Regions from separate parts of the Homo sapiens genome. Here all the other regions are linked to region 3. Evidence: chromatin loops called from intact Hi-C (ENCODE). Cell type or tissue: OCI-LY7. All regions are shown on one strand.

Evidence for each region. A loop is a pair of places that touch in the nucleus more often than their neighbours do. Peaks named below come from ENCODE experiments on the same cell type or tissue, not always from the same donor. Only the 100,000 strongest peaks of a DNase experiment are listed, where the experiment ranks them.
Region 1: a loop joins it to region 3, with 6 times the contacts of the local background. A loop is called at or near these places in 11 of 110 quality-filtered maps.
Region 2: a loop joins it to region 3, with 5 times the contacts of the local background. A loop is called at or near these places in 8 of 110 quality-filtered maps.
Region 4: it touches region 3 in a loop (4-fold over the local background); 14 of 110 quality-filtered maps call a loop at or near these places.

The regions. Positions count from the first base shown.
Region 1 is chr21:41,865,815-41,870,814 of GRCh38, forward strand. All of the region lies in intron 1 of PRDM15 (PR/SET domain 15), which reads right to left. Among named protein-coding and RNA genes, the nearest start is that of PRDM15, 11 kb to the right of the region's middle. In OCI-LY7, no CTCF peak of the experiment used is centred here; DNase peaks (open chromatin) are centred at 1,117, 2,687, 3,587, 4,137 and 2 weaker places; H3K4me3 peaks cover 4,391 bases; H3K27ac peaks cover 5,000 bases.
Region 2 is chr21:42,231,399-42,236,398 of GRCh38, forward strand. The region is part of intron 2 of ABCG1 (ATP binding cassette subfamily G member 1); the gene reads left to right. Among named protein-coding and RNA genes, the nearest start is that of ABCG1, 15 kb to the left of the region's middle. RefSeq lists silencers at 3,319-3,518, 3,529-3,598. In OCI-LY7, CTCF peaks have their summits at 2,368, 2,575 and 3,673; DNase peaks (open chromatin) are centred at 1,253, 1,793, 2,343 and 3,493; H3K4me3 peaks cover 4,618 bases; H3K27ac peaks cover 5,000 bases.
Region 3 is chr21:42,061,395-42,066,394 of GRCh38, forward strand. It overlaps a transcript of UMODL1 not described here. Among named protein-coding and RNA genes, the nearest start is that of UMODL1, 7.4 kb to the right of the region's middle. RefSeq lists enhancers at 1-123, 1,104-1,273, 1,644-1,753, 2,704-2,773. In OCI-LY7, a CTCF peak has its summit at 2,532; DNase peaks (open chromatin) are centred at 197, 1,027, 1,367, 2,417 and 4 weaker places; H3K4me3 peaks cover 5,000 bases; H3K27ac peaks cover 5,000 bases.
Region 4 is chr21:42,115,668-42,120,667 of GRCh38, forward strand. UMODL1 (uromodulin like 1) reads left to right here. Exons shown (of 23, transcript NM_001004416.3): 14 at 206-318; 15 at 3,444-3,657. Among named protein-coding and RNA genes, the nearest start is that of UMODL1-AS1, 9.6 kb to the left of the region's middle. RefSeq lists an enhancer at 4,342-5,000. In OCI-LY7, CTCF peaks have their summits at 1,954 (motif pointing left) and 2,164; DNase peaks (open chromatin) are centred at 1,934, 3,314, 4,564, 4,854 and 1 weaker place; H3K4me3 peaks cover 2,457 bases; H3K27ac peaks cover 3,461 bases.

The DNA.
Region 1 (5,000 bases), 200 kb before region 3:
GCTCACTATAGCCTCAAACTCGTGACCTCCTGCGATCCTCCAGCTTCAGCCTCTCAAGTAGCTGGGACTACAGGCACGCACCACCATGCCCAGCTAATTTTTTAATTTTTTGTAGAGATTTGGTCTCACTATGTTGGCCAGACTGGTCTCAAACTCCTGGCCTCAAGCAATCCTCCTGCTTCAGCCTCCCATTTTGGATTACAGGTATGAGACCCCACGCCCAGCCTCTACTAGATCTTTAACCATGAAAGACAGAAGCTTAAAAGTGACTTTTCCACTCACTCCTTTTGTTCAATTCTTATGTATTTTGTATGTAGCACCCTATGTATAAGAGAGCCCTGATAAATCTTTTGACCTGACACCTTCTTCACCTCCAGATAATTAAGAGTGGTTGGAAAGTTCCAAATGTTTCATTTGCACAAGTTACGCCAAGAAAGTTCAGAAGTTTAGTCAGATTAGCACTAAGATCTGGAGGAGAAATTTTACATGTTCCATATAAAAAGGGATTTTAAACTTTTATATTATTGTTTTCGATATTTACAAAGCACCTAGCAAGGTTCCAATGCTACCACAATGACCTGCGCTTGGCCTCTGCCATCCCCCGTCCATGACAGGAGGTGGCCCCGGCCTGGGGTCTCTCTCCTTAGTGGCCTCCAGGGACCACCCTGGTCTGGCTTTGGCCAGGCCGCTGCCTTCCCTCCACTTGACACTAAGCCTGTGTATGGGGTTCCTGGTTCACGTACTTGAAAGAAAGTTCAAACAAAGCCTGTGCTACTGAAGAAATCTTGCAAGCCAACAATGCTGTTCTTGGAATCTGCAGCCTGGCACCCACAAGACCATCTTATCAGCTCAAACAAAACGAAGTCCATTTCTTGTCCAGATATTCGTGGGACACCTAACATGGCCAGCTGGTGTTGAAGGGGCTGTTCATTTGGGGCAGCAGAACGAGCACAACGCTTCCCCCCTTCCACACACACTACACAACAGAGGGTGCGACCGGGGCCTGCACAGGGGAAGCCAGAGAGGGCTGGTAGAGCCCAGATCCGGCTGGACCACCTGACCCGCATCTTGATTCCTGGGGAGACGCCACAACACCTCCACTCCCTGGGGAGACCCTACTCACTCCCTTCTCAGTACAAACAGGGAAAGGTCTAGAACAAGGAATCCGAACTTTCTGTTGTTACCAGATGGGTGGATGGGTTCAACCACAACCTGCTCGCCTAGCAGGGTGACCTCCCCAGACAGGGCTAAGGGAGCAGGGACTCCTTTCTGTGCTGAGCTCTGAGATGTGGGGAGATGCCCGACACCCTCAGCCCAGAAAGCCCAGAAACCTCACTGACTATCTGAGTTTTGCACAGATTTTCTATTCACACACAGAGTGACCCTGCAGAAGGCAGCCACTCAGGGGCCTCTGCTGCGCCGGTAGTCAAACTTCGTAACACCAAAAGGAGTTAAGATGCAACTCCTTTCTACTCTAGCCCTGACCTCCTCCGTTCGCAATCTTCCCCAGGGCTGGGGGCAGATTTTCCTGGTTCCCCCAGGAAAAGTTTTGTGCAAAGGGTCCTGAAAGCAGTGAAAGGAAAGCAAGCTGAGGCTCTACACACTTCAGCAGAACAGGTGAAACATACATGTTGAAGAGACAGAGTCTCACTATGTTGCCCAGGCTGGAGCGCAGTGGTTTTTCACAGGCGTGAACATAGCGCACTACAGCCTCAAACTCCTGGGCACAAGCGACCCTCCTGCCGCAGCCTCCGCATAGCTGGGAGTACAGCCGTTGTGCCCAGCTTGAAAAACCGTTTTGAGGATTATTTATTAATATGATCTGCAAAGGCTGAGGAGGTTTAGAAAAAGCTACTGGTTTTGAAATATTAGGAAATGAAAGCTTCATGATTTTAAAAGACACATGTCTGGAGAAAATCTTCTCCATCTGTACAATTTTGTCATTTCAAGAATGTCACATAGGCTGGCACAGTGGCTCATGCTTGTAATCCCAGCAGTTTGGGAGGCCAAGGCAGGTGAATCACCTGAGGTCAGGAGTTCAAGACCAGCCTGGCCAACATGGCAAAACCCCATCTCCACTAAAAATACAAAAATTAGCCAGGTGTGGTGGTGGGCGCCTGTAATCCCAGCTACTTGGGAGGCTGAGGCAGGAGAATCACTTGAACCTGGGAGGTGGATGCTGCAGTGAGACGAGATCCACTGCAGCCTGGGCAACATTGTCTCAAAAAAAAAAAAAAAAAGAATGTCATATAAATGAAATCAGACAGCCTGTGACCTTTGAGATTGGCTTTTTCTAACTGAAATAATGCCCTTGAGATCCCTCCAGGATGTTGCCTCTATCAAAAGCTCATTCCTTTATATTGCTGAATAATATTCCATGATTCGAGTGCATTACCGTTTGTTTAGCAATTCACTCACTCATGGAAGGACACTTGCAATTTTTCCCACACGGGGCTGTTACAAATAAAGCTGTTAGGAGCAATCGTGTACAGGTTTTTTTGTACATACGTTTTCATTTCTCTGAGGTAAATGCCCAGGAGTGCAATGACTGGGTCATCTGTTAGGAGGATGTTTCGTTTTTGAATAAACTGACAGGCTGTTTTCCAGAGAGGCTGCAGCACTTTGCACCTCCCACCAGAGACACAGGAGAGATCCAGTTTCTCGGCGGCCTCACCAGCATCTGGTGGGTCACTATTTTTTATTTTAGTCATTCTGGCAGATGTGAAGTGGTGTCTCCTTGTGGTTTTAATTTGCATTTCCCTAGTGGCTAAAGACGCTGAACATCTTTTCACGTGCTTGTAGGCCACATGTATTAATATTAATAAATCCTCTTCAGTAAAAGGTCTCTGCATCTTTTGCCCATTTTCCTTTTTCTTTTTCTTTTTTTTTTTTTTTTGAGATGGAGTCTCCCTGTCACCCAGGCTGGAGTACAGTGGCATGATCTCAGCTCACTGCAACTTCCACCTCCCAGGTTCAAGCAATTCTCCTGCCTCAGCCTCCAAGTAACTGGGAGTACAGGTGCCCACCACCATGCCCAGCTAATTTTTGTATTTTTAGTAGAGATGGGGTTTCACCATGTTGGCCAGGCTGGTCTCGAACTCCTCACCTCGTGATCCACCCGCCTCGGCCTCCCAAAGTGCTGGGATTCCAGGCATGAGCCACTGCGCCCGGCCCTCTTGCCCGTTTTCTAGTTGGACTGACAGGGTTATTTTACGGTTGTGCTTGAGAGTTCCTTATCTGTATATATAGATGCTTTGTCGCATGTAGTTTGCAAGTATTTTCTCCCTGTCTGGGGCTTGTCTTTCCATTCCTCCCACTCCCAGTTTAAGGGTCTTCTGCAGAGCAATGGTTTTTAATGTTGTTGAAGTCAAATGGATGGACCTTCCCTTTCACAGACTATGCTTGTGATTACCACATCTAAGACCTCTCTTCACCAAGCCCAAGGTTCCAAAGACTTTCTCCTACGTTTCTTAGAAAAGGCTTTAAGAGGGAGTCTCACTCTGTCGCCCAGGCTAGAGTGCAGTGGCGCGATCTCGGCTCACTGCAACCTCCACCTCCAGGGCTCAAGCGATCTTCCTGCCTCAGCCTTCCGAGTTGTTAGACTACAGGCACACATCACCGGCTATTTTTTTTTTTTTTTTTTTGAGACATGGTGGAGTTTCACTGTTATTGCCCAGGCTGGGGTCCAATGGTGCGATCTCGGCTCACCACAACCTCCGCCTCCCAGGTTCAAGTGATTCTCCTGCCTCAGCCTCTGGAGTAGCTGGGATTACAGGCATGCACCACCACGCCTGGCTAATTTTGCATTTTTAGTAGAGACGGGGTTTCTCCATGTTGCCAAAGCTGGTCTTGAACTCCTAGGCTCAAGCCATTTATCCACCTCGGCCTCCCAAGTGCTGGGATTACAGGCGTGAGCCACCAGGCCCAGCTAGAAAAGTCTTATAAGTATACATCTTACATTTAAATCTGTTATCCAATCTGAATTAATTTTTGTATAAGCTGAGAGGCTGAGGCTGAGGTCCACCTTTTTGTCTACAACGCCCCATGGCCTCGGCACTGCTGACTGGCTTCTGCGCCTCTGTCAAAGCCGGATGCCCACACTTACGTGCATCTATGCCTGGGTCTCCCTTCTAGTCCACTGATCTCTCCAGCAGCACCACGCTCGGCGGAGCCCAGTCAATGCAGTCTTGATGACTGCAGCTTTAATCAAGTCTCAGAGCTGGGCAGAATGGTTCCTCCCACTTTATTCTTCTTTTGCAACGTTGTTCCAGCCATTCTATTCTAGTTCCTTTGCCTTTCCATATAAACTTGAGAACAATCTTGGTTTAAGCCATAAAAATTCTTGCTCAGATTCACATATGTAATTTTAGTAACATTTTATTAATCCAGTACACCCAAAATATTATGTCAACATCTATTAATATAAACAAAGAAAAGATACAATATAAAAAAAGTATTAAGGAATTTTTTTCATACTAAGCCTTAGCAATCCAGTGTGTATTTTACCCTTTCAGCTTCTTAATTTGGACCAGGCACATCTCAAGTGCTCAGAAGCCAGCCCTGGTCTGGAGGCTCAGGGAGTTTTTGTTGAAGCAGGAGGAGCATCTTTCCCGCTGGGCACACGGCCTCGTGACAATATTAAAAGCACTCAGGGAAAACCCACTAACGGAAAAAGCAAACGTATTTTCAAAAATATGCGCCGCAGAACCATCCTGAAAAATGCTGTGGGTGGGCTTCAGGGGGCTAGCGGGTGGGTGGAGACGGACTCTGACTAAGTCAGTTTGTGACACCCTGCAGATTCCCACTCTGGAGTCACGACACACACAGGCACGGCAGAGGCCCCGAAAAGTCCTTCAACAAAAATCTCTGCTGAGATGTGTTCTGTCCAGCAGGTGCCCGAATTTATTTGGGCAAAGAGCACCTTTTGCACACGCTGATGAACGTGCTCAAGAAGGATGGTCCACACTGCAGACTCCCGGGGTCAGCAAAGGGGCAGGGCC
Region 2 (5,000 bases), 170 kb after region 3:
GGCTCATCCTTGCCAAAAACCAGGAAGGGGTTAAATATTCCGGGCAGCGCCAAGTCAGATTATCTGTATTGGTTTGCTTCTACGCTATAAAAATGCATTTGGACACCTTTCTCAAATTCGGGGTTGCTTTCTCTTAATTTCTATAGCCATTTCACAAGGCCTGTAATGACAGGCCAGCTAAAGTGCATGGAAGGCATCATGAATAAATCCTTTCAGGAATTCCATTAAGGGAAGACTGGATTCCAACCAAGTGCTAGTGACTTGATCCAACCTGCTAGAACAGGGAGGGGAGGCAGCCCGGTTAAAGGCAGAGTGTGGAGATCCTGTGGCTAGGGGTTTTGAGAGGGGCAGATGCTCAGGCTGAAGGGGGATGGATAGTTCCCTAGCATAAGTGAGTTACTTTTGTGCTTCTTTGAGGCTGTTGTGCTAAAGTGGGCTTTCTTGTGGGCCCACAGGACATTTCTTTTAGTCCTTTGCCTTTAATGGAGGTGACAGCTGACCCCTGGTGCAGTGTCGTGGCCCCAGGCCACTTGCAGGGATGGCTTGCTTGAGGCTGGGGCATTGACAAAGAGTCTGCCTTGGAGAATTCAGAGGACTGGAGAACCCTTCTCTTCCCCGCTGGGGCCAGTTCCTAGGTTCTCAGTGGCCCCCAGGTGGGTGGGCTACCACTCAGGCCCTGAGGGGTAGCACTCCTTTGGTGATGAGGTCTTCTGGAACAGTTCTGACCCCTCTGCCTTACAGGGCCCCAAAGAGGCTTTGAAAAAATTTTGAGAATGGACCAACTCTCACAGCAGATTCATGAGAGTTGAATGTTTAGCCGCCATGTGCAAGACCAAAGGGGTTTGCTACTTTCTTGGACAGGCTTCATATCCAAGGGGTCTAGATGCTCCCCTCCAGCCAGCACATTTTCTCCCTGTGAGCACGTTGCAAGGGAAACCAAACCCTCACCAGCTTGGGCCTGGGATCTGGGTGTGTGACTCCTTAGTGTGGCGTTGTTAGCGGTGGCAGCCTCCCTGGACAAGGCTCAGATGGCTCTGCCAACATTGGCCTTGGGGTCTGCTTTTCTCTTTGCCACCCTCAGATTGGCAGGTTCTTTATTTGGACATGTTAATACTTTGTCATTTTCCCAGAGAGTGCTCCTGTTCTTGAACCATCTGGCCCCTTCAGTGCAACTCTGTAGGACTGTGCTCTGCTCCGTGGGGGTTGGTGTCACTGTTTAACTGCTGGAGGATGTTCTTACCACAATCGTTTTCACCTGCATGGTGGGTGCCCCCCTGCCTTCCTCTACTGCCTTGAATAGGCTTGTATCTTGAAAAGTTCACGTTCTCAAATGGAGGCCCTCCCTATAAACCAGAACCTAATCCACCAGTCCAAGAAATCACCAAAGGTGACATTTTGCTGAACATGACACCGTTTCTTTTGTTTATAAATTGGCAGGAAGAAAAATGTTTAGTAACCATACACCTGCTCTTTCTGAGTTCAGTTCTAGAATCAACAGATTAGCTATGAACAAAGAAAACCATGTGGGTCAGATTAAATATATCCTGAAGGACTAAACCGTAAAACTAGGGATTTGTCATGGAGGTGCATTCATCAAACTCAGTTGATGAAGTTCCAACACCTGCATAGGAAACTTACTCTCAAATACAATGTACCCAGTGCCGACTGTTTTTGCTCACATTGTGAAAAAACGCAAAAAGATGGGTTTTCAGTCATGAGTGGTGGCGGGTGGGCCTGCAGGGATCCAGTCTGACCTGCAGCCAAGAGTTTCACTTCCCACTTTGTCAGCTGTGTGCTGTTTGTCACCTCCGTGCTCTGTGGGGTAAATGGCATTTGGTGTCAAAAGTAAGACACACCAGGGTGACTTCAGGGCTGTGATTACATCCAGCTGAGACCTATATTTAGAGTCCAAATCTTGGAGCCAAAAGGAGTCGTGCTGCCGTAGCCCGCCCTCCTGCCCCGTGGAGGGAGCCTTCTTGCACCATTTCTGACAAGGGACAGCCAGCTTCTGTCTGAGCACTTCCAGCAACCAGGAACTGACACCTCCCAGGCAGCCGGGCTATGTTTGCACAACCCTCATTCTTAGAAAATGCTTCTGTCTGTTGAGCTGCAATCTGTATTTGAGCAATGTTCATTTGTGGATCCAGGTTCTGTTTTTTGAAACTCCGTAGACCAAGTTAATCTTGGTCTTGAAATAAGCTCACAAATCAAGGGGAAAAGCCCAGCCAAGTACAGAACAATAACCAAATACATTACAATCCAGAGCTACCTTGAGAGGAGGAAATAAGAAGCACATGGCCCTTGCAGGAAATGAGGTCAGAGTCCTGCTTTGGGAGGTGGGCATCACTGCGGCATCCGCAGGGTGCAGGTCAGTGGGCAGGCGCCCCTGCTGGAAGGTTCTTGCTGTCTGTAAACTGATAAGGGTGGAACCCGCTGGAAGGGCAGAACCTGAGTCACGTTCTTTCTGTTTCTTTTACTGTTATAAGGCAACTTGGTGCCTTCCAACCAAAAAAGTCCCCCTCTCTGATATCTCAACTGCCTGTCTTGAAAGTGAACCTTTTGGCAGGAGTTTTTATGGGATTTCTCAGTTGTTATTTCTCTCCTCCCACTGTTTTGGGAGAAGTGTTTTTTTTTGTTGTTGTTGTTTTAATTAAAAATAACTGGTGTTTACTGAGCAAATCGTGTTTGCTTTATTTGGCGCTTTGCCTCATTAAGCCTTTGGGGAGCAGCATGGGACACACATCAGTATGGGCATCTTCTCCAGAAGGGAAGGAGGGTGGAGGGGGAACGAGGGCCTGCCCAGGACCGCTGGCAGGTAGGGGGCAGGTCCAGGACTGGACTTAACACCTGGAGTCCCAACTCCCTGCCTCTATAAGCGCCACTGAGAACTCATCTCTTTGCAATCGCTCAGACCCAGATAATAAAATAAGCTGGGTTGAGTTTTCCTTACCCAAGACATAAACCCCAAACCCTGCTGACAATGAGGAGCTACAAAAGGCCTCTCCTCCTCCTGGGGCACGTGTTCCGGGAATTCTTTCATGGATGCAGGTATGGGGGCATCTTTGGCCTCTGTCCTTTGTCTGGAGCTCCCCGCACCTGGCTGGGGGCTGCACTGGACACCTCTGCCCACCCTGGCCCTGGGGTTATCAGGCCACCTGGCCTCCACCCAGACGTTCCCTCCCAGGGCGGGATTCATCCTGGCCCGTGGTGATGTGCAGGCTCCCGGAAGGCCGGGCTCTGCCCACTAAGTGTCAGCTCTAACGCAGGCTCTCCATACTGAGTAAAAAAGCCCGTCCTTTCTCTGGCTGGTGCAGGTGCTGACTCTGCAGGCCTGTGGACGCAGGGTGACGTTCGCGCTCTTGCCCGAGCTCAACGCCCGGGAGAAAACAGCGCTGCCGGAGCCCCTCGCGCGCGCAGGTGCGGGCGGGGCGGGTGCGCGCTGCCGCGCGTGTGCAGCGCCCGCCCATCCGCCGCCACCGCCCGCGCCGGGGTTACTACCGGTCAACGCTCGCTAGTAACCTCCGCGGCGGAGCGGCGGCGCGGGGAGCGGCGCGATTGGCTGCGGGCGCCCCGCGCTGTTGCCAAGCGCGAGGAGGCAGCTGCAGCCCCGAGCGGGGTCGCAGCCTCCCTGGGACAGGGGCGGCCCTATGCATAGGGGATCACCCGGGCCATGCAAATCCCGGCGCCCCGCGCGTGCTGGTGTTCTCCTCCCCAGGTCCAGGAACACCGGTCCAGGAAGCCTGAGAGCGCTGGCAGTAGGAAGGGTCGCCAGTGTGGACCTGAGGGTGGAGGTGTTGCCACCCGGGGCGGCCTGCGCTCCATTCAGGCTTGAGCGGTGACTGGGAGACCCCGGGAATGGAAATGGCGCTCAAATGCTGGTGTGGTGTCCGCAGGGGAACGGCCCGCGGGTGTGTGGAGTCTGCGCCCCTGTGGCTTCAGCTGCGTCGGGGGACTGCGGGAATCTTCCAGACTCCAGTTTAAATCAGAGAGGTGTGTCCACGAAAAGAGTCAAACTAAAACATTTAAAGAGATTTATCCTGAGTGACCATGGCCCGTGACACAGCCTCAGGAGACCAGGAGAACACGTGCCCAAAGGGGTCGGGAACAGCTTGGTTTCATACTTTTAGGGAGACGTAAGACAGTGATCAATATTTAAGATGTACATTGGTTCCGTCTAGAAAGGTGGGACAGCCCAAAGGGGGACTTCCAGGTTATAGGTAAATTTAAATTTTTTTCTAATTGGTTAAGTTATTATCGATAGAAAGGGATGTCTGGGTTACGATACGGGGCTGTGGGGACCTAGGTTGTATCATGCGGATGAGGCCTCCAGGCAGCAGGCTTGAGAGAGAACAGACTGTAAATGCTTCGTATCAGACTTAAGGTCTGTGTTGATGTTAATGTTACAGGCTACGATAAGGCATGTCAGACGGACCGCCACTTCCCGTCATGGCCTGAACCAGTCTTTCAGGGGAAATTTTAGAGTGCCCTGGCCAAGGAGGGAGTCCATCCCCATGGTTCAGGGGGCCTTTGAATTTTATTTTTGATTTACAGGTCTTTACTTCAGGTGGCACAATTTTCCTAGGAGACAGTTGATTTTTGATTCCTTATAAAACGTGCTGGTTTTGTTTTTAGCTGACAGTGTGGGGTGAAGCTGTAAGGGAGCCAGGGCCTCCTGGGGTTGATCCAAGCATGTCTGAGCCTTCTCTGGGGTCAGCACTGAAAAGTGGCCAGGGTGGGGTTTGGAACCTTGGAATTGCCCTTGGGAATCTGCAGCGTTGGCTCCGCTAAGCCGGCTGGAATCCGGAGATCATGCGGCAAGGTCACGCTTCCCGGCTGCCTGCCGAGTCACTTCTACCCTAGGCAGGTTAGAGGCAAGGACAGATGACAGCTGAACTTTACGGAGTGTTTTCCAGGGCATCTATTACAGTTTTGTGTGTGTGAACCCAAAAGTGTGATAACAAACATCATTTCCATCAGCTGTACTGTGTTTGAGTATCCGC
Region 3 (5,000 bases):
AGCTGAAGAAAAACCCGGCACATCCACGGGGAGTTCGTGCTGGTGTCTTCTCTCTCTCTTTTCCTCTCCTTTCTTATATGTTGGGTTCTTCTCAAATGTGAATTTTCTGTATCAGCATCCCTCCTGCCTGCCCATACCCTCCTCCCACCACCCAAGTCTCACTTCCTGTTTTCGGCCTTTCGCCTGAACTGCTTCAGAAGTTGAAACCCCACAGGGCTGGGCCTGCCCCTGCGAGGCATGTTTTTTTTCTGGAAGGAGGAAGCGGCAACGGGTTACAGGCTGGAGGCTGTCCCTGTGCTCAGATCCCACACACGTCCCCAGCAAGCCCCAGCCCCTGCCCTGCGGGAAGTGGGGTCTTGAACACTGCCCCGTGGGGCTCTCTCAGGGGCAGGTGAGGCAGCGTCTTCTCGCGCCCTCATTTCCCTCAACTTATCTCCAGGGCAAAATCCTATGCAGTGGCACCCAGTGGCCGGCCCTGACTTTGATCTTGGGTGCTTTCTTCTCCACCCAAAAGGCTCTGAGGTCATCTCTGTATCAGAAAATCAGCAAGATCTGCAGCGGGACAGTGGGGACTGATGGCCACTGTCATCAGCATCATGGTGAGCACTTGAGCTGTGGTTTCCTCAGGACAAATTGGCCTTCCCCACGTGAACTCGCGGCAGGCAGAGAATCTAGGTTGGGACCCTGGACTGCACCCGGTGCTGGGCTCCTGGCCTTTTCCCTCTCCGCCCTGCTAAGGCTGCTGTGCCGAGCCCTGGGACCATCCAACAGGGAGAAAGGCCTTGGGACAAAAATGACACTTTCTCAACATCACCCACTGTTGAGGTTACAAGAAGCAGAGAGTGTGAGAACGTTTCCAAATGAAAGTGGGGGAAGGATCGCAAAGAAGCAAGTTAGTTAGGGCTGTGCCCAGCCAGCGCCAGTGCCAACGCCGAGCCGCCTCTGCAGGGGAAACCGAAGCAGATGTGGTGAGATAATACATCCAACCCTGAGTGCTACTCTAACCTGCCAGAGGCGGAGGGTTCTCAGTGAGATGAAAGCATTACAGATGCGTTAGATCTAAGGGAGGGGCCTGCAGATGCGCAGCTGGCAGAGAAACCAGGGAGGGGCTGAACTGTCAGTCGCGACCACCAGGGATCTGAATCAGTTCACCGACAGCCTTGGGGACATTCACCTTGGGCTCCACAACCTGTCAGAAATGCCCCCAAGCCCAAAGGCGTCGAGAGAATGGCCAGGTTGTTTCAGATTGACACATATCCTAATGTACAAGTCAGCCCACACACCCCACGTGCACTGAGCGTCTCTTGTTGTTCACCCCAAATAAACTCTGCCGGAACTGGGGCGGGACTCGCAGGGGCGGAGAAGGGGGGAGACGGGCAGAGGGCAGAAGTGGATGGTGAGAAGAGCCAATGGAGGGGCCCCGTGAGAGTGAGCAAGGCTGCACCCCTAACCGACGTCCTGGGGCTACTGTACAAACAAAGAACCACAGGCTGGGAGGCTGAACAACAGACCTGCACTCTCTCGCAGCTCGGAGGCTGCAGGTCTGAAATCGAGGGGCTGACAGCGCTGGTTTCCTCTGGAGGCTGCGAGGGAGAAACCGTCCCCTGCCTCTCCCAGGCTCTGGGGTGAGCCCTTCCTGGCATCCCGGGCTCATTGTAGATGGATCACTCCAATCTCCATGGCTTCTCAGGGCTTCCCTCCATGCACCTCAAATCTCTCTCTCCTTCCTTTTGTAAGGATGCCAGTCATTGGATTTAGGTTCACCTTAAATCCAGGATGATCTCATCTAAATTACATCTGCAAAAAGACCCTTTTTCCAAGTAAGTTGACATTCACAGGTACCTGGGGTTAGGATTGGACATATCTTTTGCAGGGGTGCAGGGGGCTGCCACTGAGCCCGCTGCACAGGGTGACCTGGGCCAAGGGCCCTTCACTTTCACTTCCTCATTGGCAAGCTGCCCTGTGTTTGGACTGGGTCGAGGCTGTCAACCTTGCTGCCCCTCGGAGTCCCCCCTGGTGTCCCCCAAACAGATTCTAAGCTGCTTTCCTGGGGCTGGAGGCCAGGCATTGGGATTTTTTAAAGAGCTTCCCAGCAGGTGAGCAGCCTTTCATGGGTATCAGGAGACCTTCCTGGCAAATGTGGTGAAGGTCCTTCCTCCTGAGCGATGCCTTAGACCCAGGAGCCCAGGGAGGCTGCTCACCTGATCGTTAGGACAGGAGCAGTGGAAACCTCTGGCCTCAGACCCCCTGGAGGAATCCCTCCCTCTAAGACTCTGGGACTGGTGCACGCAAGGAGCTATCGTGAACATTGCTCCCAACTGGCCGCTTGCTTGTCCCCCGGCTCCCCTTGGCCCCAGTGGCGGCTTTGCCTGAATTAGAGGGCGTGAGAGCCACCTGTGTCTCAGCACTGCAATTAAAGCAGGAAGCCCTTTCGGAAGCAGCCGTGTGCACCAGCCTCCCATGGGTGGAGCAGAGCAAACCACCCACTTCTGCCCTCTGCCCTTCTTCCCTTTTCTCGACACCCTGCGGCCCCCCAGTTTCAGCAGAGTTTATTTGGGGTGAAAAACAAGAGATGCTCAGCGCCTGTGGGATGTGTGGGCTGACTCGTACATTAGGATGTGTGTCAATCTGAAATAACCTGGCCGTTATATGGATGCCTTGGGGCTTGGGGGGTTTCTGGCAGTCTGTCGAGCCCGAGGTGAATGTCCCCAAGGCTGCTGGTGAATCAGATCCCTGGCGTTCTCCGTTGGCAGTTCAGCCCAACAGTTTCTCTGCCGGCCGTGCCTCTGCAGGTCCCTCCTCTGATCTGATTGGATTAATATTTGAATCAATAGACTGAGTCAAGCAGAATGTGGGTGGGCCTCATGCAATCAGCTGAAGCCCTGAAAAGAGCAAAAGGGCTGCCCCTTCCCCCGAGGAGGAGAGAACCCCTCCTGCCGGACGGCCTCCGAACTGGAACATCAGCTTTTTGCTGCCTTTGGACTTGAACTGAAACATTACCTCTCCCTGGGTCTTGAGTCTGCCTACGTTGGCACGGGAACTACACGTTGGCTCTCTTGGGCCCCAGCTTGCTGACTCACCTTGCAGGTGGTGGTGGACTTGTCAGCTCCGTAACTGTGTGAGCCAATTTCAATTTCTTAGAATCACAAATTTCTTTCTTTCTTTTCTTTTTTTCTTTTGAGACAGAGTTTCGCTTTAGTTGCCCAGGCTGGAGTGCAAAGGTGTGATCTCGGCGCACTGCAACCTCTGCCTCCAGGTTCAAGCGATTCCCCTGCCTAAGCCTCCTGAGTAGCTGGGACTGCAGGCGCCCAACACCACACCTGGCTAATTTTTGTATTTTTAGTAGAGATGGGTTTTTGCCATGTTGGCCAGACTGGTCTCTAACTCCTGACCTCAGGTGATCTGCCCGCCTCAGCCTCCCAAAGTGCTGGGATTACAGGCGTGCACCAACATGCCCGGCCCACAAATTTCTTTCTTTTCTTTTCTTTTTTTAAAATCAGTTTTCTGTTTCTCTGGAGAATCCTGACAAAGAGCGCATATCTGAGAATTTTAAAATCATTTATTGGAACTATTGAATCTGTTGTATTCTGTTTTTACTTTTGAAAATCCTTGCGGCTGGGGGAATGTACACCTTCTCTCTTTTCCTCTTAAACATTAAAGCCTGATTCGAGGTAGAGGCAACTCACTGTTGTGATGTCCTTTTATCCCAACCTCAGCCCCGGCAGAAAGACTCCGCGCCTTGGGACATTGGTGTTTTCCAGGAGTGACTGTGCTGGGGCAGCTGCCTGTTGCGATGAGGGCTGGCGGGGAACGATCCCCTCTGAGTTTGGCGTCACTTATTTGGAACCCTCCAGCAGAAAGCTTTCTAAGATGCCACACTATAAACTCATTCATGCAGTTATTGCGTTTCAGTTCAGATTCTATTGCTCTTGCTTCATTATTTCAAAGCCACATGATGATATCCATTACTGGGTGCAGAATGGCCCTGATGGGTCTAGAAGCACCGTGGTCTGACCCGTCCTAAGAGATGATCCAGTCACGAAATGCTGGTGCAGGTGTGGATCGAGCCAGTTATCTTCACTATCTGGAAACAAGACCCTGAAGTCCAGGTGGCCAAGGACTGCACCAGATCTCTTTCTTTTTTTTTCTTTTTTTTTTTTTGAGGCGGAGTCTCGCTCTGTCACCCTGACTGGAGTACAGTGGCATGATCTTGGCTCACTGCAACCTCCGACTCCCTGGTTCAAGCGATTCTCCTGCCTCAGCCTCCCGAGTAGCTGGGATTACAGGCATGCACCCCCATGCCCAGATTTTGTATTTTTAGTGGAGAGGGGGTTTCACCATGTTGGCCAGGAGGGCCTCGATCTGCTGACCTTGTGATCTGGCCGCCTCAGCCTCCCAAAGTGTTGGGATTTCAGGAGTGAGCCACTGCACTCAGCCTGCACCAACTTTTACAGACAGGCTGGAGTCCTGTCTAGAAGTCAGGACACCAGGCCTGGCTGGCACCCTATTCTCCAGACCACGCTGCCCTCCGCAGCCAGGTCCCAGGACCCAGACATAGGTGGATTTTTGTTTCTGACTTGCATTCGCTCTTTTACATGAACCGTGAATTCTTTGTCCTAACGTTATTGTTAGGGCGACAGCATTCCTGATCGTGGTGCTAATGCGGTTATCAATAGGCTCCAAAGCTTATCCTTGATGCTCACGATCTCAGAGTTGGAAGAGGCCCTGGCAAGCACCCAGGCCAGTCTTCTCTGGTAAGTGCCCTATGCCCTTAAAACCACCTCAGGATTTCAAGGACAGAGACAAATTAAAAATAGAGGCTTAATTCTCCTGATTGAAAAGAAGGGAAGAGATTTTTCTCTCCTTTTTCTCTGAGCATTACTCTTTATTTATTTATTTATTTTTTGAGACGGAGTCTCGCTCTGTCGCCCAGGCTGGAGTGCGGTGGCGCAATCTCGGCTCACTGCAACCTCCACCTCCTGGGTTCAAGCAATTCTCCT
Region 4 (5,000 bases), 54 kb after region 3:
CACTGTGTTCAGGCTGTGTTCTGTGTCCTCTGGAATCTGATGGGCTGTGTCCCTGAGCCCTGGCACTATTCCTTCTTTCTAGAACACGGGTTGGCTTTGGTGTGATGCTCTTCCTGGACATGAAAATACATTTATTAATATTGAAATGTTAGTCTGTTATCTAATACAGCACCAATTCCAAATGTGCTTATCCTCCATCCTGCAGCAGCCCGGAAGCTCATTGGAAAGGTCAGAATCAAAAATGTCAGGTACTCAGAATCCTTTCGCAACGCAAGCAGCCAGGAGTATCGAGATTTCCTAGAACTATTCTTCAGGATGGTGAGTTGGTGATATCAGCCCTTAATTCCTTTCAGGAGGGAAAGGGTGGAAGGCTGATAGAATTCTAGGTTAGGCACGGTGGCTCACCCCTGTAATCCTAGCACTTTGGGAGGCAGAGGCGGGCAGATTGCCTGAGCTCAGGAGTTCAAGACCAGCCTGGGCAACATGGCAAAACCCCATCTCCACCAAAAAAAAAAAAAAAAAAAAAAATACAAAAAATGAGCCTGTCATGGTGGCGCATGTTTGTGACCTCAGCTACTCAGCAGGCTAAGGCAGGAGAATCTCTTGAACCCAGGAGGCAGAGGTTGCAGTAAGCCGAGATCGTGCCACTGCACTCTAGCCTGGACAACAGAGTGAAACCCTGTGGGAAAAAAAAAAAAAGAATTCTAGTCTCATCCAACTAGGAATTTGACCTATAGGTCCTATGAGCTCCTCATTTCTGAAGGAAGCCAGGACGTTAAGCTCTGGCCTGACTCCCTGAGTGTCCCTGGATCTGCCCCGGCGAAGACACGGTTAGCAGACAGGAGGCACAACTCTTCCTCTGCTGCATCCTTACTTCACACTTCACTTTCTGTCCAGTGAAACCTGTTTTTCAGTTGTGGAACCTATGAAGCAGAAAGTCCCTCCACGGTTTTTTTTTTTTAAACCTGTAAAAAATGAGATTTATTTCACAGACCATAAAATCTACTTTTAAACTGTACAATTCAGTGGTTTAGACTATTTTGCAAAATTGTGCAACCATCACTACTAATTCCAGAACATTTTCATCACCCAAAAAGAAACCTTATACCCATTAGAAGTCACTCGCAGCTGGGCATGGTGGCTCATGTCTATAATCCTAGCACTTTGGGAGGCTGAGGTGGGTGGATCGCCTGAGGTCAGGAGTTCTAGACTAGCCTGGCCAACATGGCGAAACCCCATCTCTACTAAAAATACAAAAATTAGCCGGATGTGGTGGCGGGTGCCTGTAATCCGAGGTACTCAGGAGGCTGAGGCAGGAGAATCGCTTGAAACCAGGAGGCAGAGGTTGCAGTGAGCTGAGATCTTGCCACTGCACTCCAGCCTAGGTGACAGAGCAAGACCCCATCTCAAAAACAGAAAAAAAAAAGTCACTCCCTCTCGCCACTTCCTCCAGCTCCTGGTAATCACTTATCTGCTTTTTGTCTCTATAGATTTGCCCATTGTGGACATTTCACAGAAACAGAATCATACAATATGTGACTTTTTGTGTCTGGCTTCTTTCAGTTAAAATGAGGTTTTCTGGTTTCATCCACGTGGCAGCATGTGTCAGCACTGGATTCCTTGTTATGGCTGGGGCATAACCCATGCAGTCTCATCCATTCATTCACCGAGCGCACTGGGCGGCTCCCGCCTTCTGTCTGTTATAAATAGTGCTGCAATGCCCCTGCCTCAGAGAAAGTTCTTTTCCTGCTCTTTCCTGCATTCCTCCCTGCCATCCCCTCAGCATTCTCCAGGATGCTATCTGTTACCATTTAGTGACATGCCTTCTTGTGGACTTTTTGAGGTATAGGGAGTGCCCTTGTCATAATCTAGTGATTTTGTTTGCACGGAATCTCACATTGTAGATTTCCTGAGTCTGAGCTCAGCACAGAGAGGGTTTGACATTGCCACCTAGTGGCCTGTCGTGGTAATACCGTAGCAGGGCTGCAAACCCCAGCGCTTCCCCCACAGATGAGAAGATTCGACAGCCTTTGGGAACGGCCTAGCTCATTCCCTGCTCCTGGTTTGTGCATTCAACAGTTGTTGACGGTTTGATTAATAATGTGATTTCATTGATAAGGTTAAATAGTAGTTAGAATATTAAACAACAAACACTGAATCCTTCCACCTGGCTCGAGTGGTCAAAAGAGGCAGCTCCGTTTCCTTCCCGAGTTTCTTGATTAATCTTTCCTCTTTGAACCATTTCTTCCTTTGCCCATTTTTGGGGTGTTGTTTTTCTGTTTGCCTAGAATTTCAGGACAGCAAATAATTATACAACTTAATCACAGAAGTAGGATGTTAAGAGAAATTTCGGGGGTTTCACTTGCTGATAACCGCAGACGTGGATGTCAGGAGGTGTTGGCTGCATGGCTTGGTCCCTGGCTCTTCACCACTTCCTAGCAAGGGGCCTGGAAGTTTGCTTAGAGGTTGGTTTGAAATGCAGCTAAAAGTCACATTAATCCAAGACTATGCCAGATTCCTCTGAGAGAAAGAGAGAGGGAAGAACTGATTGTGAAGATGGTCACGACAACAGTCATCTACTGAGCCAACCAAGGGCAGCTGTGGTCTCCCTGGGGTCCACAGGCTCTGAGAGGGACAATGGATCTGTTCACCTTGGTGGCCCAGAAGCCGGGAAGTGAGTCCATGACCCAGGCCTTGAGCCATCGCACCTGTGAGGACAAACCCTGGAAGTACCCATAGGAGGTTTGCACTGAGGATGATTGAAGCTCATTATAAGATTGTTTGCCTTTCTGAGTGCTTTGACCATGATGGGTTAGCATGGAATCAATCATATAGCGTGTGGTGTGTGACTGTGTCCAAAGAGACAGAGTAGAAAGCAGGGCGTTCGGGGGCAGGAACCCCCTGTCCTAATGGGGAAGTTGGAAATGCTCACAGGAAGCAGTCTGGGGAGAGGTAGGGAGGAAGAATGAAAGGGGACATGTTCTGCAGTGCCAGGAGCAAAAGAGCTGTTCCAGAGAAGGCAGCGGGAAGTGGTCTCCCTCCCCACGACCCTGCACTCAGCCCCCTGCCCTCGGTGGCTGCAAACCAGGAGTATTAGGTTCTAGAAGCCCTTGTGAGCCCCCAGCAAATTTTAAGCCCCATGAGGTAGGGTCTCTGCCTGTGCCCCCAAGTCCCACCCTCGCCCCACAGGCATCTTTCTGAAGCCGTTTACTGGTTTGGGGGGGGAAACAAGGGCTCTTCTCATATCACAGACACTCCCAGGCGTTTGTGCTGGGCTTGAAAACACAGCAGACAGGAAAGGGGCCCAGAACCAACCTGTGGCTTTTACTTTGTGCCACGGGCCAGCCCTGCTGCTGGGCAGACTGGCAGGAGGAACCGCCTTGAGACGGGCATCTGTTTCCTCTCAGCGTGGGGACCTCCTCACATGGCCTCTTTCCCCGCAGGTGCGGGGCTCCCTGCCAGCCACCATGTGTCAGCACATGGACGCTGGTGGGGTCAGGATGGAAGTCGTCAGCGTCACCAACGGCAGCATCGTGGTGGAGTTTCACTTGCTGATAATCGCAGATGTGGATGTCCAGGAGGTGTCAGCTGCATTTCTCACCGCCTTCCAGACCGTGCCTCTGCTGGAGGTGATCAGAGGCGACACCTTCATACAGGGTACGAGAGGCTGGGATGGAGCCTCTCCCGTGTTCTGGAACCAGAGGCAGCCAGAGGGCAGCCACCACCCTTCGCTTTTGAAAGATGTCGTGTTGTGCCCATGTGGTCCTTCTTCCCCCAGAATTAGATGAAGATGTGAAATAGATAGGACCCTGTCTGTCCCTCTTATTGTGATTATAATTGTGTAAAGGTTGAAGTGTTGAAAACATCTTTGGGTGAACCTGCAGATCCCCAGGGGTGCTGCTTTCTTTCCGGGTCGACTGCCCCCTCGCTGCTTGTTTCCATGGGCTGAGGGCAGATGCATCCCTCTCTGCAGCCAGACTCTCCCCCAAGCATAGTTCCCAAGGAGATCCCAGTAAAGATAATTAACGAGAAAAGCAGGGAGAAAAAGACAATTCAGATTCTTTTCTCCTATCATACTTGAACATAAATGATGAATGGCTTATAGTTACATGTATCAGAAACAAAAGACTTTTTAAAAATTGGAGATTCATATTAATTTTTTGATTTTTAGAATAAGAAGGACTTCCTAAAGAAAATACGATTTTTAGAGGAAAACGATGAGATGCTGACTGCATGCAGAGATAAATCAAAATAAAGGCACCATTTTAACGCAAAGTAAACAAAAAATTTTTCAATAATTTGGTGAAGTGTTAGTATCCCAAATATATAGAGAGATCATACAAATAGATAAATATTAAGAACCTGATGGATAAATGCACGAAAGCTCTACACAGACAAGGTATAAAAGAAGAAATATGAATGACTAACAAAGATGTGGTAACCCAAGACATCCCCATTAGAATGCATTGCACTGTTTGCCCATCAAATTGCAAACAAAAGGTCTCTTTACTGCTGACATGAATACTGGTGAAAGTGTAGTGAGGCAGGTGTTTGCACAGATTGCTGGTGGCAGAAGGATTTGCTCATGCTTCCTGGAAACCAGTTTGGTGACATAAATCAAACGCTTTCAAAGTGGCCATCCACTTGGATTCTGAAATATCAGCTCTACGACTTTGTCCTAAGGAATTTGATCTGTTTGGACCGTAGTTTAAATACAAAGATGTTCATCTTCAGTGTTACTTTAAAAGCCAAAGAGTTGGAAATCACCAATCATCCAGTAACAAAGAAGGTGCTAAGTTACCAGGTGTCCCCGCCCCGGGCTGTTATGCAATGATGAGAATAGCGGTTTGTGGATTTGCATGGAGCTAGTTGGTGGCAGAGGCAAGCTATGCTCTCAGAGCATGCCTGCATTTTAAAAGGCTGGAAGGAAATACGTCCACATGCTAACTTGCCCCTGGCCACGCTTTTCTGGTTCTTATCCATGTTCTGCAGTAAACCTG